Linked DNA regions of Homo sapiens: regions 2 and 3 are each linked to region 1. A link is an interaction called in ENCODE POLR2A ChIA-PET data of the cell type or tissue named here. Cell type or tissue: MCF 10A. All regions are shown on one strand. Each heading gives the region's core, and the rest is flanking DNA. Links, peaks and the distances in the headings are about the cores only.

Region 1 (7,554 bases), core at 1,147-6,146:
ATCGCTTCAGTTCAGTGGTTGGACACTAGACTGGGCAACATAGTGAGACCTTGTCTCTACTGAAAATTAAAAAAAAAAAATTAGCCAGGTATGGTGGCACATGCCTGTAGTCCCAGCTGCTTGGGGTATGAGGTGGGAAGATGGCTTGAGTCCAGGAATTCAAAGCTGCAGTGAGCTATGATAGTGCCACTACACTCCAGTCTGGGCAACAAAGTGAGACTCTTTCTCAAAAAAAGAAAGAAAGAAAGAATAAATACAGTGATGGATGCCCTAAATACCCTGACTTGATCATTACATATTCTATGCCTGTAACAAAATATCACATGTACCCCATAAATATGTGTAAATATTATGTATTAATGTTTAAAAAGTGAAGCTGGTAAGAAGAAAATTAGAGACAATCTGGGAGGTTTAGTCCATGATGAATAGAAGTTCCAGAAGGTTTTAAAACAAAAAAAAAAGTAGGCCGGGCGCCGTGGCTCACACCTGTAATCCCAGTAATTTGGGAGGCTGAGGCGGGCGGATCACGAGGTCAGGAGATCGAGACCATCCTGGCTAACACGGTGAAACCCTGTCTCTACTAAACATACAAAAAAAAAAAAAAAATTAGCCAGGCGTGCCGGCAGGCGCCTGTAGTCCCAGCTACTCGGGAGGCTGAGGCAGGAGAATGGCGTGAACCCGGGAGGTGGAGTTTGCAGTGAGCAGAGATCGCGCCACTGCACTCCAGCCTGGGCGACAGGGCAAGACTCCGTCTCAAAAAAAAAAAAAAAAAAAAAAAAAGAAAGAGAAAAAAAGTAAAGGGAATAAAGAAATAATATAAGAACAAAGAAATAATATAAGAACATATCTCAGAGAAGATTCAAAAACTTTTAATGGTAAAAAATGTTATTGCTACTTTCACTGTCACTAATTTAGCTAAAATTTTCTAGGAATGAGAACATGGTAAAGGGATTAGGAGACAGAATGGAAAAGAAACTGAGTGTGGGAGGCAGGTTTTAGGACTACTCACTAAAGCAGGGATTCACAACTAATATATGTCAATGAATAGCAAATAATGATATTGTCTCAATCCAACTGGCAAATCAATTCAACTAAGAATTTTTTTAAAAAAAGAATTAACGAAGGGTAAACTTTTTTAAGTAGGGAGTTTCCCTTCCTTAAAAAAGTATTTTCCCAGAGGGTAGAATTAATACACATGTATGATAGAAAGTTTAGAAAATTCAGTTAAATATAAAGAGGAAAACAATAATCACTCATAATTTTTCCAGCCAGAAATAAATATCATTCCTAACATTTTAGGAATTCAGTATTTAGAATTCCTAAAATAACATTTTAGTTATTCAGTATTTTTCTACACATATTAAAAGTCACAATTTGGATTGTAACATATAATTGTTTTATGATCTATTTTATTCATATTATGAGCATTTCCATATGATTAGTCATTCATTTATATCATGAATGTCATGTACGTATTTATTTTTCCAAAATACTTATTTTTGGATCAAAGTTTTCACTATCATAAGTAACACCATGAGCATAATCTTTGTTCAACCATCTGATCAAAAAGAATAATATGTAAATTCTGAGAAATGCAATTACTAGATAAAACACATTCAAAATTTTGAAATATCTTTTGTTTCTATTTTTGTTTCCCTGTTTTTTGAAATATACAGGAAGTAAGCGCATTCCTATTCATTTCTGAGATGGCATTTTATACAAATGTTCCAAATAAGTAAACATCTGTAAAAGACAATTTTCTTGAAATAAACGTGCCTAAAAGGCTTTGCTGCTGAAGTCATTCATTAAAACGAAATGTTGATCATGGTCATTGTGATCAACAAAGAATAAAGTGAGTTTTCACTAGCAATAGCAGAAAACGAAACTGAACTAAACCTATGTATAATTATATTTTATATCGTACCTGTAATTCGTGCTCGTATTTGTGGAATGTACCCGCATATAATGTAATGAACTATTCTGAGAACTATGTAAATACTGCTTCACAATCAGATAAAAACAAGAAATAAATGATATGTTTGCAGAAAGACATTCACATGTTTATATATGTATTTTGAAGCTCGTTTCAAACAGTGGTGAGTTAATATTTCATTAAAAAGCACGCTTTTACCTGATGAGATTTTGTGAGGTTAAGAAGTGATTATTCTAATGAGGACTCACAAAAGAACATTCTGTCCACACTGAAAATACTTCGTGAGACGAGAGAAGAGAGGAGGAGCACACAGATTTAATCCAGAAAAACATCACTTTGCTTCTTCAGCTGACTGAGCTCTTTCAAAACATGACCTCTGCAGCTACCAGCTTCAGTGACACATAGTTAGGCAGGCATAAGGACCTCAAAGAAGTACCCTTAAAACTCATGTTCCCGCAAAGACAGGAACTTGTCCCAAGTTGGCACATTTTGAAAGACATTTAGTGGGGGTGAGGATAGGTGCATCATTGCACTCACATGTCTGCAGAGCCTGTGAACTGGAATTAATTATTCATCTTTGGTCTGGCTTGAAGGAAATACTCTACTGTAGCTAGTGTAAGAACAGCGAATGTAGAAGCACAATTTGTATTAACAACAGACCATTCTGACAGCTTGTGATCTCATAAACCTTCTGACACGCCTGGGCTACTACAAACATTCATGTATATTGCCTATATTTCTGCCTGCTTCAGAACTTAATCTGGAGTATATAAAATGCTGTTATCTCCCCAATGGTATATATTCTTAATGAAACTAAGATAATATATAGAAGTTCACATTTCAATGATATTTTTCTAGTAGCTACTGATTGCAGTCAATGTAAACCAAGTTATACTTTTATTTATCCAGACGGAATCTTTAGAGCCGGCTGGCATGTGCAGACAAGAAGCCACTGTGAGGTTTGGGGGTTGTAAGGCTGAGGACAAGAATGAAGCCACAGAGCTCAGGCCTGTCTCTGCAGGCCAGCACCACCTCCAGCCCTGCAGCTCCATCAAGCTTGGGGTTTCGGGGGTGGGGTGGGGCACTCCAGGAGCTACAAGATGCAAATAACCAAGTGAGGCAAGATCTGCCTGCGTTATTTCCCAGTGCTTCTAAAGTACTCAACTGTGGACACCTACCCAAGCACTAGTTAGAACCTGTTTAGACATGAGGGCCTCTAAAGCAAAGACTTTTCTGCAAATTCTCCAAGTAAAATGACCATGTCTGCATCCTGGAAGAATTGAGGCACAGCACAGCAACTGGCAGTAAGATGATCTCTCTTGAATTCATCCATGTAGGGCAGGGGGAGTCGCTTTAATGGGCATTTCCCCACTCTCTCCTTCAGGGTAGAACAAATGTTATATTAAAGGAGCTTTGGCTGTTTGCCACTGGTCAGGATGAAGAGACTGAAAAGCTTGTCAATGACTATTCACTTCCCGACTGGTTGCTGCTCATTTTTTACCATGCATACCAAGAGCCCAACCTCCCATGAAGGAGGACAGTGGGAAAGTAGAGACTTTAATACAGCACTAAGATATATTCACCATCACATTTTCCTGAAATAGAGCTGATTGTATCAGAGAGGTTTCATTGCACTCCCAAGTAAGAAGACTGAACCAGCTTCTAACTGTTGCTAGTCTAGCAGCAAGTGTTTAAACATTATAAGGTCCTACAAAAATCTACCCTCCACTTCACTTTGAAAATCCAGAAAGCTCTCCTATATTTGAATATCAACAAGCCAAATTTCCCATTATTCATAATTCAGTAGGACAGCTGAAGGCTGCTCAGGGCCTTATAAAACTGTTGTAGACAGCCCTGAATGTCCCCTGCTTCCCACCACCCAGAGCCTGGGATCATGCAAGCTGGGAGAGAAGCTACAGAGGTAGTGCCGTGTTTGGTGGAGTGACCTCTGCAGCCTCCCTCCCTCAGAGTGAGAATTTTATGTAATTCTTATCTGCAGTTGGGAATAAAAGAAGTTTGATTCCTAGACACTGAAATACACGAAAGTTTATCATGCCACCCTTTTCCATTTCTTAGGAGAAATGGAAAAAGAACACTCCAAACCTGGCCACTACCTGAGGATGTGTAAAGAGGTTTTCTGCAGGCAATTAGACCCCACTACAGTGGAAGCTTGTAGAACATCACACATCGACAGTCTGAAATGCACCACAAGAACTGCTCGAAGAGTGTGTCACTTTCACACTTACCTGACCGTGGGATGGAAGTGCAGCGTAAGCCATGGGCTGATTCATCACTCCTTTCTGCTTCATGAGAAGCAGGCGTTTCTGGTCTTCGCTCAGGTGTGCCCTGGGGGCCTGGAGCTGTGGAGGTGGCGGCTGCTGCTGCTGCTGCTGCTGCTGTTGCTGTTGCTGCTGCTGTTGCTGCTGCTGGATATACGGCATCAAGGGGTTTTTGTTGGGGTTGGCCACTGGTGGTGTCATCCTCTGACTCAGGTCTGCATTGAAGTGGGTCAGGGGTTTAGTGTTGCCATAAGTCAGAATATTGTGCTGTTTGTTTAAGGAGTTTGTACCCAAGTTATTTGGCTGCTGATTGATCATATTCATGTGATTCTGAGGGAGGTAGTTATTCATTGTTGTCTTCTGCAGGTTGTTTGCCATTGGAGGCACTATAGGGTTTTGGTTGTTAAAGGCTTGGGGGTACATCATTGGGCTATTTGGTTTTTCTGCAGTAAAAGCTGCTCCATATGGACTAGAGGGAGGTCCTAAGGGAGACCAATTTGAAGTCTGATTTGAGTGCTGTTGCTGCTGCTGCTGCTGCTGCTGCTGCTGCTGCTGCTGCTGCTGCTGCTGCTGCTGCTGTTGCTGTTGCTGTTTCTGCTGCATGAGTTTGGCCCTTTGTTGCTGCTGTGCAGCCATCTGTTTGAGCTGTTCTGCTGGAGACATGTCAGAGCTGGGCACAGCCACAGGCCCTGACGCTGAACCGGCCACTGTCACTGCTGCCGGATTCAGGAGATAACCATTTCCAGGCCGAGGTGGAGCTTGGCCTGGAGTGTGGGCTTGGTTTGGAGTTTGAGGGGACTGGACAGCACAGTTTGCTGGTGAGCTTGCAGGGTTTGGAGCTGCGGGAGTGCTGGCAACAGAAGGTAAACTAGTGGCCGTGGAGACAGTAGAAAAGGGAGGACCAGAAGAAGAAGGCCTCGCCTGGGGAGATCCCATGGAGACATGTGCGAAGGGAGAGTGAGAGGGGTCGCTCTTCACGCTCGCACTCTCCTGGGAGAGAGGGGTCTCAGTTGCTGGCTGCGAGAATTCTGGCTCCTTCTTCTCTTCAAAGTCTTCGTTGAACAGGTCCTGTATGTCATCCTCAGGAACCGTGTTGGCCAATTCATCTATTAATTCTTGCCACTCCTGATCATTCAGATTAATGTCTGAGAACAGCTTGTTCTGATTTGAAAGAGATGTTTCTGATGTGTCTATGCAAGTAGGGTCATCGAGAGGTTCTTGTTTGAGGTCTTTGCTCTGCAAGATGGTGAAGCTATCCTCCAGGTCACTGCAACCGTTGACAGGAAGTTTAATCTCAGGGAGCCTACCATTCTTACTTAGATCTTCTAGAAGCCCAGGAGTGTGAGTTCCACTGTTCTGCAAGGGCAAAGAAGGTTTCAGGTCAAGTTGGTGAAGAGGAGAAGCTGAAGGCAGTGGCATGTTACTGGGCAAATTGTTGATGGCTTCCATCCCCGCAGAAATGTCCTTTCGAATTCGTTTGCTAGTCGGAGAAAAATTCCCATCACAAGCACCATTCTGCTGGTCTCCATTAAGTGGTGATCGAGCTCCTTCCAACTTCCTTTTCACAGTCTCTTGTAGCTGGAAAAGAAACAGGAAAGAGGATGACTAAACCTCCAAGTCATATTTTACTCTTTAAGGATTGAGATGTGCATTGCGATGAACTAACTTTTAAGTGGTTTACGACACACAGGAAAGAAGTCATACTTATAATTTCAAAATCAGGCAACGCTGCAATTCAAATTGTATGGGAAAAGGTTTTATCTAAAAGCAGAGCTCACAGGGCTAAGAGATAGAAAACAAACAAAAGATTGAAGGGTGGGAAACAAAAGAAAAGAGATAGTTAATAAGGGCAATACTCTCAGCAAGGAAGAATAATCTGTTATTATTTTCTTTCTTTTTTTGTTTTTGAGATGGAGTCTTGCTCTGTTGCCCAGGCTGGAGTGCAGTGGTGCTATCTTGGTTCACTGAGACCTTCACCTCCCAGGTTCAAGCGATTCTGCTGCCTCAGCCTCCAGAGTAGCTAGGATACAGGCACGCGTCACCATGCCTGGCTAATTTTTGTATTTTTTGTAGAGATGGGGTTTCACCCTGTTGGCTAGGCTGATCTGGAACTCCTGGCCTCAAGTGATCAGCCTGCCTCAGCCTTCCTAAGTGCTGGGATTACAAGTGTGAGCCACCATGAATGCTAGACATGAGACTTGGACCAAAATGTAACATACTTGAAAACGATGTTAATACCTATCCCAAATTCTTGCCACAACTTAAATGAGAACATCAAGGAATTAAATCAACATTTAAAAAAAATGCTAAAATAAAAACTTCTAAGAATATGGAATTTAACACATGTACTAAATAGCATAGAATTGAAAGTTAATGTTTAATGCAATCCCAAACTTACTTTAAGTTCTTATGTGACCTCACCTTTCAGAACCTTTTGATAGGCTCACTCTTTTCTAAAAGCACGTTTCCACCGGTTTCCACAACATCACACTCTTCTCAATTTCCTCCTTTCTCCCTTTACCAGCTCTTTCTCAATCTCTTATGTAGTCTTTCTTTTTCCTAAACGATGGGATTCTTCAATGTTTTGTCTTAAGCTTTTTTTCTCCTTCTGCTCACTCTACATTCTTTCTTAGACAACTTCATCGATTACAACAGCTTCAACTATCTTCTCTAGGCTGACGGCCCCAAAAGATGCTCATCTTCCCAGGCTCACAAAACTGGGCTGGGTACATTGTTTTGGGGTCGTCAGCCTAGAGAAGATAGTTGAAGCAGGCTCATTGGATTAGTGCTCAGCTCCACTAAATCCAATGTTCTCCTGCTGGATATTTCATGGACATCTAAAACTCAACATGTCTCAACACTGAGCTTATTATCCTTTGTTACCCAAACCAGATCCTCATCACTGTTCCCCATCTCAGTATCTATCCATTTATTCAAGTCAGATACTTGAGCATTTTTCTTGAAACCTCCCACGTCAGCAATCACCAAGTCCTATGGATTCCACCTCCAAAATATAACTAATATGCCCCCTCATCTCCTTCCTCCCTTACTGTTACTGTCCTTGGCCAGGATACCATTATCTCTTACTAGATTGTTGCAGCCATCTTCTAACTCGTCTTTTACGCTTTGCCTCCATTCATTTGCTCTTTAGTCTATTTTTTTATTTACTGTTTTGTGTTCCCTGAATCTACTCCTTATAATGCCACATTTTCCAAAAAAAAAAAAAAAAAATAGACTGCCTTTCTTGTGTATAACTCTGCAATGATTTCCACTGTCTTTAGGTTAAAGTCCAAATCGGGGCCGGGAGCGGTGGCTCACGCGGTCAGGAGATTGAGACCACCC
Region 2 (7,554 bases), core at 857-5,856, 74 kb before region 1:
TAACAAGCATGAGGATAAAAGCCATGCATTGGGTAGGAAGACAGAAGGAGATATGAAATAACTGACATTGTGCATCAGTTACATTTCCTCTCATCTGCCTGTGTCTGGCTTCTTATTACATGAGGAAAATGAAACTTTTTAAAACTTACGCCACTGTTATAGAGTGCTTCTAACATATAAACAAAGCAATCTGAACTGATACCCTATTACAGGGCAGAGCTGGAATTTGAACCTAAATTTAATTTACTAAGGGCCTCCATCATCCTGTGTTTCCAGAGTGCACACAGTCTAGAAAAGCCTTGGACAAGGGGGTGAGTGTGGGCTGGTCTCTTCAGCCCATGGCTTGAGTACTATTAGCTACTTAGGCTGCTCTGGAGTTACGGTCTGGATCTCAGGTCAGAATCCAGGGAATTGGTTGGTTCTGATCTGTGAATTTTAGACAACTTACTGGTGAACCAGGGAAACCTGACTTAGGTTTCCTGGGATAGTTCTAGAATCACATTGCATTTCTTAATTCTGAGGCAGACCCGTATTACTATGGCAGCTCCAAGTGGAAATATTCCAGAATGAAGGACTTGCCAAGTAACCTGACAATTTTATTTTGATGCACATAGATGGTAAAGGTATTTCTTAGACATAAAGGGTCAGATCATAGATTGCAGTTAAACATTGAGGACTGAATACATGTTTATCTCCATTTCTTTTCTACTTTACTTCTCACACTCCACAAAAATGACAAAAGACAGAATTTTCTGAAAAGCAAAACTCTACATATTAAGTGTCAGAGAGGAGACAAAAACATATATGAAGTGTTAACATAATTTTGGGAACTAGAAAGTGGATGAATGTGTGGTAACTAATTCAGTAGAGCAGGAAAAGCTGAAATTAAAACGTTCAGTGGGGGAAAGCCAAGGAGAAGTTAGCTAATGTATGTTAATAATCTTAAAGAGGTGCCAGGCATGGTGGCTCACACCTATAATCCTAACATTTTGGGAAGCTGAGGAGGGAGGATCACCAGGAGTTAGAGACCAGCCTGGCAACAGAGCTAGACCCTGTCTCTACAAAAAATTACAAAACTAGCTGGGTGTGGTGGCATGCACCTGTAGTCCTAGCTACTCAGAAGGCTGAGGCAAGAAGATCACTTGAGCCCAGGTCAAAGCTGTAGTGAGCTATGGTTGTGCTACTGCACTCTATCCACCAGAGCAAGACTCTGTCTCAAAAAAAAGAAAATCTTAAAGAGTCTAGGAATTGGAGGCACTAGGTACCTCTGATGATGAAGGTGCACATGGGGCTAAAACACAGTACGATTAGCTGAAATTCTGTATTAGAAGTCGTAGACCCTGAGACCTTCTCCCTCATCCCTCATTCCGTGCATAGTACATGGCCATCCTACTTTTCCCTCTCCACCCTAAAAGGGTTGGTGGTTTTACTCTTTGAAAAAGTAGAAACAGAGAGTTCTGGCACAAGGACACAAAGCGCAGTTGAAGTTGGGAGTGCTGTAATAGAAATGGGAATTAAGTGGAAATCTACAATTCAGTGGTCGGATAATCTTACCTCACTCCAAACCTGTCTGGCACTTGGCTTCAAGAACACTGGCAGCCACTGGCAGCCAGTCTTACAACTTCTAGACAGAAGCCCAGTAGACTCCTATCTAGGGAAATTAACCAGCCTATGAGGAATGACTAACAGATCTTGGATTCCCCACAGCTGGGTTTCAGGCCAATCACTGCCGCTTGAGAGTCCTTATGAAAACACAGGGCTCCAAGTTAGGCTGTTAGTATCTTACTCTTCACAATGAAGGTACAGGTAAAGATTGCCACACATTTAAGGAAAGCCTCTAATATAAAATGCAGACTCCGAATAAATAAATACAGAGAAGAGAGAAAGTAGAAAATAAAAGCAACAGAACATTTAAAAAATCTCTAATATATTCTCAGAAATGTAAAAAAAAAAAAAAAAGGGGAGAACCTATGAGTTAAGAATAGGATGGCATAAAAATAAACATTTAGAAAATTAAAATAAAACTCTTATAAATTAGAAATATAGTAATAGGAATAATATTAAAGGGTGGGAAGGTTAGGTTAAAAACATCTTTCAAAAATAGAACAAAAGTAAAAAATATGAAAAATAGAAAAGAAAAAGATAAGAAAATAGGGATTCAGTCCAAAAGGTACAAGATCCAAATAACAGGAGTTACAGAAACGAGAAGAAAAAATAGAGTAGAGAACATCATAAAATTATCAATGAAATCATAAAAGAAACTTTCACAGAACTGAAGGACATGAACTTTCAGGTTGAAAGGCCCAGAAAATTCCCTGAACAATGGGTGCAAAAAGGGCCACAGCAGGGAACACCACTGTGAAATTTCAGAAAGCTAAAAATAAAAGAGATCCTAAATGTTTCCAAAAGTGGGAATTAGAATGGCAGTGGACTTTTTGGTGGCAACCTTGGAAGCAAGAAGAAAATGCATGAAGCGCTTCAAAATTCCTCCTGAAAGTTATTTACAGCCTAGAATCCTCTATTTGGTCAGACATGTGAACAGAATAAAGCTATTTTCATACATGCAAGGCCCCAAATTTTACTTCTCATGTACCCTTTCTCAGGCAGTGATCAGAGAATACATTCCACTGAAATGGGGACTAAACCAAGCCAGAGAAGACTTGGAATCCATGAACTGGGTCCCCACAGGATCAAGGTGAAGCAAAGGCTCGGGGTGCCGGCTCTGCAGCCATCCAGACAGGGGCCAAAGGATGCAGGACTCCAGAAGGAAGGATCCCAGAAAGAAAAAGAAATGGATTGATTACCTGATGTTTGCAAATGTATTGAGAGAAGATTCACCCTTCTGATGAAGACTCTGTGAATGATTTCAGGACAGGACCACAAAAAACTGAGCAAGGAAATAAGGAAACAGAGCCAGTAACTGCAGAAAAAGCAAAAGTGGCAACAGAAATGTCATCAAAGCCCAACATGCAGCTAGCTACAGTACACAAACACAAACACACACACACACACACACACACACACACAGAATGATGATTTCACCAAAAGTTGTGATATATCAATAAGTAGGAAGATGGAAGAAGAGGAAGCGTATCTGAGAGGCAGAAAGAGAACTGTGGGTAGGTCTCCCTGTTCCATGGTAGAAAGTCGATAAGTAGTATCTAAAACATAATAATCAAGAGATAACTGCAGAAACACGTTATTTAGAAGTACAGATTCATACTAGAAGAAGTAGCTAAAAATTTGTAAAGCTTTGGAGAGCAGAAATCAGGATGGCGATGATGCTTCCTATCATATAAGGCTTATGCCTTACAGAACTCTGTGATCTCAAGTTATGTAACTACTAGCTGGCTAAAGATACTGACTAAAAAACAAAACAGCCAACTAGTTATCCCTGAACACCTAATCAGACTGAAGGTGACTCGAGTGTGTTTAATTCCCTCAGGCTTTGGAAGCCATCCCGAGAGGGTTTCCTGTCACGGGGGACGATTTCAAAACTCCCAGCACTGCTTCCCACAGATCTGTGCCCAAGCTTCTCTTGATTTGTGGCTGCTGTGTAGATATGAACGAACTGTAATGAACTGTGTGGTTCAGATACTTTTTGGTACAGCTACGATAGCTGAAAGGTGGGTAACACCCTCCCCCCACCACCAAGACTTGGTAGGCAATGCTGATAATGTAGTTTCTGGGGCACACAGTGGCTGGGAGTTTTCTGGGGACCTTCCAAATCCTACCTGCATCTGAGCTTTGTGACCCTCCCTTTGGATTCTTGCCAAAATAGTCCAGCAACTGCTCTTCCTTCCCACACCCAGTAAAGAGCGTAGGGCTGGAGGAACCTGGGCAACGGAAGACAAAGGGAATTTTCTACAGAGAGTTTTATATGCTATTTCCATGGCTGTGCTATAGAAATGAAAGAGTATCATTAGGGTTTAGAGTCTAATGAGGCAGCATTAGATAGGCCAAGGAAAAGTCACTCTATGTAAAATATAATTATCTGGAGAAGAAAAGTGAGTGTACTTGGATTTAGACCACATGAGAGCCAAAACCTAATTTTGATGAGAAACTAAAATTCTGGCTATGCAAAAGGCAGACTAGGAAGCTAGAAAGCCCGACTTATGAATAAAAGACAAATAGGTCTGTTCTGGAACTTGGTGTCCACTTAGTATCCATAACATGGATGGTTTGTAAATTCAGGAATAAGGGAAGGTAAGATCCTGAAGTGTACTGTGCTTGCTAAAAGAAACTGTTTTCAGGAATGAATCATTTCTCTTACAACAGGTAAATATGGCCTGCTGAATAATAATAGCCCACATTCATTCAGAGCTTATTATGTGCTAGGCACTTTAAAGTGCTTTATAAATACTAGCTTATTTAATCCTTAAAACAATTTTATGAGATATGGACTATGACATTTGCGTGAGAGGTAAAAGTTTCTATTTTATAAAAGAAAAGACACAAAGAAATTAAGTAATTTGCTCAAGATTACAGATAATAACTGGCAGAAAGGAATTCAAATCTGGGCTCCAAAAGCCCAGGTTCTTAATAGATCTATCTCCATCAATTATAAAATTAATACAATGATCAGTATGCAGAGGCCTAGGCAGAATAAGATATTCTGCATTCATGGTGCATTTTTTAAAGGTACTACTACTACTACTTTGTGTTTAGTATATACTTCAGATTCCAGTTCAGGTTTCCAGAACTCAACTGGGACAAAGTTAAAAGTTTTAGTTCAAAACTGAAGTTTCCTCTGAAGACGAGTTTCAGAAATCAGATCCTGGCTCCCTGCCTTGCCTACAATTCATCTTAGACCTCAGGAGATAAACACCAGCTTGAGCAGTAACACAGCAACAATACGGACGACGATGAGCATAATAAATAATACTTCTAACGCTTGAACCCTTGTGCTACCAGGAAAAAAAATAAAACACTCATTGTGTCGAATGGTAGAAATATCACATCTGTGCATATATTCACCCCAGCTCCAATATAATTCTAAGACTGCCAAGCTCTGAGACCTAGAAATGGTGAGTCAGTCAGGAGGGGAGGAAGAGAGGGGAGTGCGAAGATAAAAATAGAGATGTTGATTGCATTGTTACTAATTCAGTTTAGCTCCAACAGCCCAGCGTGGTGAGTCAACAGCAGTGACAAGACACAAAGAAGAAAGAAGCACCGTGCTCTGAGGGGCTGAGCGGAGGGGATGCAGACGGTCACATCAGTAACTTCATGCCAAAATGAAACCCGCAGCATCGAGGCTGTGGTGTGAGTTCAAAAACAAACAAGTGAAAGTGCCGAGGGATAAAATGGGCTGAAATCGATGAGCAGCAGTGCGGCCGACCCTCTGGTAAAAAGCTGCCTTTTGTAAGAATCCCCTGATTGTGGGGGATGGGGCCTGCAGATCGTGAGCTTAGAGGCCAACTTACACCATTCGAACAGAGTATTGTTTTCTCTGGGGTATAAGGCTTACTGTGATTCCAGACGTGTCGCCATGGCAGCGGTGGGGGAGGGAGAGAGGAAAGGAGGAACAGACGGGGGTCACCAAGGTCCTAATTCTCATGCAAGGGCCCCCACGGCTCAGCCCTGTCTCCCTGAGAAGTCCAGTGTTGTGCTGCATCTTCTTTCAAGACACCACTGATGTCAATCCAGTTCAATTTAATAGATCTCGAGTGCCTACTAAGTGTAGGTCTTTCACTTCTAATTAACATTAGCATCTGTTAAAATACCTAACCTCTGCTTGGTTCTAGAAAACTAAAAGGGAGAAAAAGACCTAGATTCCACGCTCTCAACATTTATCTTGTCCTATTCCCAGACTGTGTGGCTATACAGGTTAAAGATACATAGCCACACGGAGGGAATATAATGAATGGATGTATGTGAATGTGCTAGTCATTCCTAAATGCTAACTTTATATTACAATTAGAAAGAATGAGAGTCCTTTTGCATTCTTAGAGTCTACTGTGATGGTCTTCCTCCTTCTAGTTTGTCGCCTGTGTACAACACAGGCTAGGTGCTAGGCGACCCTTCTGAAACATACCTCTGCCATGATGTCACTCTGACTACCTTCAATGGTGATCCAACACCATTAGCTTGGAAATCAAGATCTGCCATAGCTGGTTCTGATCCTATCTACCAGTCTTCCTCTTCTGTTGTTCAAATGCTTCTATGTACTTAGAAGGGTGTAATAGGTAGAGTGAATGGATGGATGGATGGATGAATCATAAAACAGACAAACAAACATCAAAAAACTCACTTCCATCTCCATTTGTTGGCTCAGGGGTCACCATATCTCCCCTTCGAGAATAATTTTTTTTCCGTGGCTTTCATCCATGCAAATTCTGCCAGGGTCTAGGTTATACCTCAAAATCCATATGATCCAAATGAAACCCATGACCTCCACCTTCTGTATGTCAGTGACTGGGACCACTGTCGTCAATCTGGTTTCATAAGCCAGAAACCTAGGTTCCATCCCCATTTCCAAATATTGCCAAAGCCCTTTCACTGTCACCTCCTCCATATATATCACCTCCCTCTGTTTACATGTCCTATCCCTCCATTCAGTGATTTTTCAGATCAGAGGACTGAAGTCACCTCCAAATGAATCTCTTCACATCTACTCCCCTCCATCAGTTTTCTATGCCGGGTTAGGGGGATGCTTTAAAATGATCCTATCACACTCCTCCTTGAAACTCTTCAGTGACTTTCCACAGCTCTCAGGAGAGTGGGCAGAATCTTACCACCAACGCTGAAGCCATCTGACCAGTATGTCTTCCAGCTTTGCCCCACCCCACTTTCCTCTGGCTCTCTGCACTGGCCTCCTGGCAGCTCCACCTGCTCACTGTGTTCCTCCCAGCCTTGGGGACTCACTTACTGCTTCTTGTAGTTATGACTTCTTGTAGCTGGAATGCTCTGCCTCAGCACCATCCCCAGCTCATCTCATCTGCTGGTATAGTGGTTTTCAAACTTGAGGGTCTATCACAATTGCCTGGTGGGTTTGTTAAAATGCCACAATACTGGGCACCACTCCTGAGAATTTCTGATACTGTAGGCCTGAGGTGGGACCTGATCATTTACAATTCTAACAAGTCCCCAGGTGATGCTGATCCTGCTAGTCCTAGAACCACGCTTGGAGAATCACTGCCCCGGCTACCGTCTATTGGTTTTCCGGATCTCTGAGAAACCTTCCTTGACTGGCACCTCCCTCACTAGGCTAGCTTAGACATGCTCATGGCTGTCTACACATTTCCTTCACAGCACCTGTCCTCATCATGGGCTGTAATTATGTATCTGTGTGATTATTTCATTAATGTCTGTTTTTGTGGTTAAACTCCTGTGCCTGTGGTTAGGCAGCATCTCTGTTTTCTGTCCCCAGTGTTTACTAAGTACTTTGCCACATAGTGTGTGCTCATAAATATTTGCTAAAGCAGGACTAATCTCTTCCATGAGATTTTTTCTAACTAATTGAGGTCATATCACAATTCCTTCCTACTCATGACTATTTTACTTAGGAGAAGTCCATCCTCCTAAGAGCTGATACATTTTAGAGGTTCCCCAGGA
Region 3 (7,554 bases), core at 857-5,856, 150 kb before region 1:
CACCCCATCTAATATCCTCTGTCTCAGCAGATTATTGAAGAAGATTGGATTAAAAGGTTTGTTTTGTGATGTGTGATGGTTGTGTCCCCAAGATGATTGAGTTTGAGGCAGAGTTCATCAATTTAGGAGGCTTATCACTGAAGCAGCAATAACTTGGGGCCCAATGCGAAGGCTGCTAAATGGGTCCAGCAAAGCTCTTGGTTCAGCTTCTAGAAAGGAACAGTGTACATTGGGGGAACCCCACAGGCCTGGGTAGAAACTCAGCTCCACCATGGGCCCAGTGACTGGCACATAACAAACAGCTTGTGGTTGTTATTCTTACTGCCGAAACCTCTTGATCATGCAGGGCATCCTTCAGGGTGAGGGAAGTGCTGTGTTTCTGGTGCTAGCTTTAGCTCCTAAAATAAAGGGGAACAAGACTTGTCATGGTCAGGCCAGGCATGGTGGCTCACGCCTGTAATCCCAGCACTTTGAGAGGCTAAGGCGGGTGGATCACCTGAGGTCAGGAGATCAAGACCAGCCTGGCCAACATGGTGAAACCCCATCTCTACTAAAATACAAAAATTAGCTGGGCTTGGTGGCGTGTGCCTGTAGTCCCAGTTACTCAGGAGGCTGAGGCAGGAGAATTGCTTGAACCTGGGAGGCGGAGGTTGCAGTGAGCCGAGATTGCACCACTGCACTCCAGCCTGGGCACAATACAGCGACACTCTGTCTCAAACAAACAAAAAAAAGGTCTTGGTCCCCATTATTTTAGGAGCTAAATGCTTAATTGATAGGGCAATTACTTAAAAAATATACATTTTGCCGATTCCTTCCTCTGCTGCCCAATTGCTGGGGAACATTTGAAAAACAATGCAGAAAAGTATAGATAGAAAAAAAGGTACAGAGAAAAAAAAATGCAGAAAAGTATAGATAGAAAAAAAGTATACAGAAAAAAGCTAACACTCATTTTTTACACTCAAAGGTAACCACTGTTAATATTTTGATGTGTTTTTATATTTCCTCCTAGTTTTATCCCAGATGCAATAACATATTTTTATGCTTATGATCATGGTATATACACAATTACACACACCTACTGATTCTTAACTAAGTAACATGGGAGAGGTAGAAGCTTCTAACTTTCCAAGTGCTTCCAAGTGATCATTTCCTGGCAGGATGATATCCTTATGGCATCCTTCCTGGCAAGGCTTTTAAGCTCCTTTGGGACCAAGACTATGAGTCTTCCCAGTATCCAGCACAGAGCTAGGGCCACAGCTGCAGCAAAATACAGATTTACTGAACTCAACTGACTAATTGGCTGGGATGAATTCTAGCCTAAACCAACATCAGGTATAACTGGAGATGACAAAATGATGGCCCTATAATGGACAGCTTCTCCGAGCTCCTGAGCTGACCCTCTGCTGAATGTTAAAGAAAGGGTTAAAGTTGGCAGTCCAGTGCTAAATGTGAGAATGCCACCAGCCACAGGAAGGTCAGCCTTTCAAGGCCCTTTTTTGCAGGGATAAAAGCAACAAAAATACCATTTGTCCTTATCAGTGCTTTGAACATAGTTACCATAAGTCCCTCCAATGGAAACACAACTTTGAGAGTTATGCTTTTCGTCTGCCTTTGATGTAAGTTATAGAGTCCTTTTGATCCCTTTCTTGTGATTAATTCCACCACCAAAGCAATTCTACATTGGTTAAAAGTTCATTAGTGTACAACAATAGAAGCTTGATTAAATAAATTATGGTACATCCATACCATGAATACTAGGCAGCCAATAAAAATCATGCCTCCTTAGACTATCTAATCACATAGGAAAAAGCTTACCATATATAGTTAAGAAAGGCAGGGGAGGAAAGCAGTTTTTTTTTTTTTTTCTTTTATGTCCTCAGGTGTTAAAACTAAAAAAAAAAAAAGAAAAAAGCAGTTTCTAAAAACACTAGCCACTGGATAGTCTTGTTAGACAAGAATTATAAGGGATTTTTATTTTTATACTTTTTCAAATTTTATATTATGAATATATATTACTTTTAGTATTATTTTTAAAAGCTTGTTAAGAATAAGGCTAAACTATTATGGAATGAAATGTAGAGTTCAAGAGGGGCCCAGGTTATGTCTGGGACCTGGACTATTTCTCCCTGAGCCCACCTTACGCTCTAGAGGGTGTAACAGACATGCTTAAGTGGCAGGTCCCCTTTTAAAACCTGTACATGGCTTCCACAACTGGGCTTGGATACAGGTTCAGCAACTAGGTCGGCTTTACATTGCTGCCACAAAGAGCTCCTAAGTCCCAGAGGAAGGGTACTGACCATCTTCCAAGAATTCTTTGGTCTACCTGGACAAGCCTGCTCTCTGTGGCACCACCCAGCTCTCTGTGGCTTTTCTCTGTCTTAGGCTTGAAGCCACAGTGCATGGCCAGAACCAGCCAGACCTTTGGAGTTCAAGAACTCGAGAGGTGGGTGAAAACTGCCATTGCCTCCACAGACTGTCTTCTCCGTGGAAAGAAGACCTGAGTCACCAGGGCTGGGAAACCTGCACCACTGAGACGAGCACAGCCTCTGCCGGCATGCAAGTGGCCGCTGTCAGGACACATGGACTGAAAGTGGTTTGTCAGCTGCTCCATTAGGTTTTTTTTACCCATATGTTTGCTACCTTTCTTTCCTTGATTTAAAAATAGGGAGGGGGAGCAGTCTCAGCTGTCTTCAGCTGCTAGGGAGATTTTTTTCCCCCTCCTGAGCTACTGTTTCCCCCAACCCGAGCCTTTCTCTCTTATTGTACCCACCCTTTCTGATGAAGTCATCAAAGCAAAGATTGCATAACTGATGCATAGGCCTATCTTGTGTTATACTGGGAGACAGGCCAATGTTTCCATTAATAGACAAGAGCACCACCACGCTGCCAAATGGAGCTCTCTGCTGCAACCACTACAAGACAGGAAGAAGGGAAGGGAAGGGAAGCTGAGTGCTCAGGGCATGCTGTGGAGGGAAGGCGAGGGCACTTCCCGCCGTCATCTCCAGAACCGCCACAGCCTTGGGAGGGGGGCTGAGAGAGATCAGTGCTGACTGCCTGAGAAGAGGCCTTCCACAAGCTGCCTTTCTGGTGTCCCCATGTTCTTCCTTCCTTCCTTCCAGAGGCCGTGAGAGGGAGGGCCCGTGTCAGCCTGCTCTGCCGGTTTCCCGACTGCTGAACCTGTCTGTGGGAAGCTGGGTTTGACTATGTGATGCTGAGGCTCTGAGAGGAGGGCTACCCTTTTCCCCACCCTCGGCCCCCATTCCTATGAGTAGAAGCCTGCCCAGCTGCGGTGGTGGGGTTTGAGGAGGCTAGGACTTAGAGCAGGGAAAAACAAGGAAGCAGAATGAAAAACAGAAACACTTAGAAATCTGGGATTGGTACTTCTCCTTATGTAAAGATTGTGGCTGACGACCAGCTTCTTAGAGGAAGCAAGTCTAGGAGAAGGGCTCATACCTGGTCCGTGAGGGCCTATGGGGGATCAGGGCATAAGACCACCTGACCCTGGGCCTTGCATCCACAAGAACCTTGAGTTTAGATTTTTAGACATATTCTTCGAACAAGGTTTTACATATATAGTCACTGAGAAATCCTGAGAGGATTGAAAAATAGCATCTATTTTACAGCTTTAAATTGTGCCCTGAGCTGAGCGTGGTGGCTCATGCCTGTAATCCCAGCACTTTGGGAGGCTGAGGTGGGAGGATTGCTTGAGTTCAGTTCAGGACCAGCCTGGGCAACAGCAAGACCTCATCTCTACTAAAAATAAAAAAATTAGCTGGGCATGGTGGTGTGCACCTGTAGTCCCAATTACTCAGGAGGCTGAGGTGGGAGGATCGCTTGAGCCTGGGAGGTTGAGGCTGCAGTGAGCTGTGATTGTGCCACTGCACTCCAGCTTGGGTGACAGAGTGAGACCCTGTCTCAAAAAAAATTCTGCCCTGTTATTAGATCGGGCTGCTCTAAGTCCATTATCAATTAACATTCTTTATATGTCCTGTGTTTATCTTGTGCACGGTATAATTGCCCTATGCTGTATTTTTTAAAATAAAAACATTGCATTTTTAAAACGCCCTATTGTCATTTCTTCATTTTGTAAATATACCTGGGCACTCCAAAAAATAGAAATGGCTCAGGTATTTTCTTAACCTTGAAAGACTTGGAGACACACGGGCATAAAAATAAGTTTTAGAAAGAATATAGCACTCAAAGAGGTCTAACACAGCCCTTGACTCCACGCCACACATACACATGGTAACCTGGATAAAGGAATCTGGAAACAATGAGAAATCATCCTCTCTACAGATCTTAAACTTTTCTTTTCTTTTCTTTTTTTTTTTTTTTTTGAGAGAGAGTCTCGCTCTGTCAGCCAGGCTGAAGTGCAGTGGCACAATCTCGGCTCACTGCAACCTCCGCCTCCCGGGCTCAAGCAATTCTTCTGCCTCAGCCTCCCTAGTAGCTGGGATTACAGGCGTGTGCCACCACGCCCGGCTAATTTTTGTATTTTTAGTAGAGGCAGGGTTTCACCGTGTTGGCCAGGCTGGTCTCAAACTCCTGACCCCAGGTAATCTGCCCGCCTTGGCCTCCCAAAGTGCTGGGACTACAGGCGAGAGCCACCGCACCTGGCCGTCTTAAACTTTTCACTCTTTAATCAGAACTCTTCTTGGGAAGCATGATTCAGCAGTGCTTGGCTTATAGTAGGCGCTCATAAAGGTTTGCTCTTAGTATCGTCCCTATTAATAATGAGGAAGTTAGAAACTTTAGGTGGGGCCTATATTTTCAGCTCAGATTTTGTTGGTTCTTAACGGTCACATCAGTTCCTCAGCTGTGTAAAGGAAAACATCCCTGTTTACAAATGACCACTTTTGCTTAGGATAAAAGTTAAGTTGGTAGCTAAATATGAAATGAGACCCTAGAATAAACATTCTTTATACGTCTTGTGTTTATCCTGTGCACAGTATAATTGCCCTTGGGAAGTTGATGGGAAACTTTTAGTGAGGAATAAATCCACCTTTTTGACTATAACAATAGAGGCCTTCAAAGATGGAGGTTATGCACCAAGTATTTTTTGCCACCTATCCCTTCTAAAAGCATAAATATTTTTGCTTAAACATCTGGGATGTAGCACCAGTTTCCTAATTTCTTTCCACCAGAAACTGAAGCCAAGTCTGACCTCCTTACCATGATATCCCCTCAAATGCCCACTACCACCCCCTCATTTTTCCCCAAAAGCTTTCTGGGGTAATTTCTCCTCTAGCTAGTTGACTTCATACCCACCTTCACTCTGCTTCCCAGATCCAGGCAGGCTGCTTTACAGCATAACCACGATTCACATATACACGTCTCCACCTAAAGTTACACGCCTCCTTTAAGAGCTGCTGCAACCATTACCACTTCTCTCCAAGGTGACTGCTTGTGGGAGGATAACAGCAGAACAGGAGGGGCAGGGTGATTAATGCTGGAGTAGGACAGGGAGATCTAACCTGCTGTTCAGGAGACTTCTCAACCTGAGAAAGCTTCCCGGACACTAGGGATCCTGTTTCTGGTCTTCCTTCCCTTTGGACCATTTCTCTGATAGACACCGTTTCTTGTACTTTGGCCCAAATAATTACTTTCCCCTTTGTGTTTCTGTTTCCCTTTATCCTCTCCCCCATTTTAAGAATACACAATTTCTCAATCAGCAATTATTAAACCTTTCTCAAGTCAACCAAACCTTTTCTGGAAGCTGACACTAAATATACATGGCTGTAAACTTGCTGAGGAGTGGAGGAGGGGTGAGTGGGGATGACAAACCTGGAAACTGAACTTGAAATCTGTCTCAGATCCCAAGGATACCACACGGGGAAAAGCCAGCCAGTGTGAGATTCCTTTCTTTATTTTCCTTAGGTTCTCAGGGGATAATTTGTACTGAAGGTTACTTTCTATAGAAAGCCTTGAGAACACTACCTCTTAATCATATTTAGAAGCATATAAAAAAGGTCGACAAGGCCAATCTTGATTTCTTTTTTCTTTGATGTAGTCACAGAGAATTTTGAAGGAAAGATGGGGTCTCTGAGTCCCCATTAATAAATAAAAGTAAGTCCTCATGTACATTCATGTACAGGGTGCTGAGAGCTCACATGTGGAGGGGCCATCCCTATGGCCATAGAGTCCTGCCATGGTCATTGTCACTAACAGTTGTCACTGCTGTAGCAGGGTCCCAGTCACTCTTAGTACCTCTCAGAGGTTTCTTGGGGACACAGCCCAAATATATCCTGTAGTCAGATGCACAAACACCTTGGGTAGGAACCTAGAGAGGTCTGGAATACTCTGATTCACCTTCTGCTAAGAGACTTAGATAAGGAAGGCTGACTAGGTCAGTTAAATTGATTGCCAGGGTGGCTGACCTAATAGAGGTTCAGGGATCTGGTTTGAGAACATGGAGCCTCAGACCCTTCCCTTCAAGCTGTGCAGCATTGCATATCCTTAGTGTCATTTTCAGTCTCAGCTTCCAGATCTTAGAGTTGATTTTTCTTAAAGAACACTCACAGCTAAAACAAACAAATAAAACAAATAAGCAAACAACCCACTTGCTTAATATGATATACCACCCCCCAGGAGCATGGGTTGTGGTTATAGCTTTGCTTGGGATTTTATGTGGAGTAAGTCACTGCATGGCTAACATGCAAATATTGCTCAGAAAACAAGTATACCTCCCCCTGAAGTCTGAGCACTAGAACACAATGTGTGGCGTGTATATTTTGCTATTAAAGTTTGCTTTCAATTTGAATATGCATCCCACTTTTTGAAAAACTTTTATTGCTCAAGGAGTCTGCACAGGCCCAGTACCCCAGCACAATGGCAGGGGCTATGGTGGGACTCTCAGACTCTCACTGCAGTGCAGCCACGGCCCCTGTCCTGGAGGGAGACTGAAATCCTAGTGCAGAGACAAGGTGCACTTCACGGAAAAGCTCAAAGATGACACCAGCTGGTCAAGAGGCAAGCTGTGTGGCGTGTGTTCTGTTTCCATTCGATTTCCATAGAGCCAGGCTGACCAGACCCGGGATGGGCAGAGTGGTGGCATGGCGTAGAAATAGGCCCAAATGTGGATACAAGGCACATGAGTTCTAGGCAGTGTTTGACCTGGGGCAAGTCACTGAACATTTCTAAGCTTCAGTATTCTCCTTTATGAAATGAGGAAGCCAGTCCAGGTAATCTCCAAGGTTTCTACTCGCTCTAACATTTCTCTGGTTCCACTTGGAAAGAGCTTCATGGATTAGCAGGGACTTGACTGAGAGCCTTGATGGAAGTGTAGATTTGGATTTGAGTGAGAAGAGAAGGAAGGAAGGAGAGCGGCCACCTGCAAGGAGGGAGGTGGCCACCCAAAGTTGGGGTGTTTGCTGGGATGTGTGAGAGGAAAGCTTCACAGGGTGGGACTGGCCATGGACAGATCTGCATGCAGGCAGATCCAGCCGACTCGACCACCGTCCATCAGGAGCCACAGCAGGTTCTTAAAGGGAATAAACGCTAAATGCATTACTTTAAGGAGATTAAGCTAGTGTCAGGTAAGCTAGTGTCAGATTA

What was found. Peaks named below come from ENCODE experiments on the same cell type or tissue, not always from the same donor. Only the 100,000 strongest peaks of a DNase experiment are listed, where the experiment ranks them.
Region 2: POLR2A ChIA-PET joins it to region 1 with 18 read pairs; 4 of 35 experiments call an interaction of 5 or more read pairs at or near these places.
Region 3: POLR2A ChIA-PET joins it to region 1 with 13 read pairs; 3 of 35 experiments call an interaction of 5 or more read pairs at or near these places.

Annotation. Positions count from the first base shown.
Region 1 is chr4:139,885,178-139,892,731 of GRCh38, forward strand. It overlaps MAML3 (mastermind like transcriptional coactivator 3), which reads right to left. Exons shown (of 5, transcript NM_018717.5): 2 at 4,180-5,790. Among named protein-coding and RNA genes, the nearest start is that of MGST2, 220 kb to the left of the region's middle. RefSeq lists an enhancer at 2,870-3,009. In MCF 10A, for the core only: no CTCF peak of the experiment used is centred there; DNase peaks (open chromatin) are centred at 3,074, 3,354, 4,234 and 5,834.
Region 2 is chr4:139,811,030-139,818,583 of GRCh38, forward strand. The region is part of intron 2 of MAML3 (mastermind like transcriptional coactivator 3); the gene reads right to left. Among named protein-coding and RNA genes, the nearest start is that of MGST2, 150 kb to the left of the region's middle. RefSeq lists enhancers at 4,724-5,293, 5,294-5,861. In MCF 10A, for the core only: no CTCF peak of the experiment used is centred there; DNase peaks (open chromatin) are centred at 3,472, 3,772 and 5,072.
Region 3 is chr4:139,737,830-139,745,383 of GRCh38, forward strand. The region is part of intron 2 of MAML3 (mastermind like transcriptional coactivator 3); the gene reads right to left. It also overlaps a transcript of MGST2 not described here. Among named protein-coding and RNA genes, the nearest start is that of MGST2, 76 kb to the left of the region's middle. RefSeq lists an enhancer at 2,617-3,117. In MCF 10A, for the core only: a CTCF peak has its summit at 2,840; a DNase peak (open chromatin) is centred at 2,852.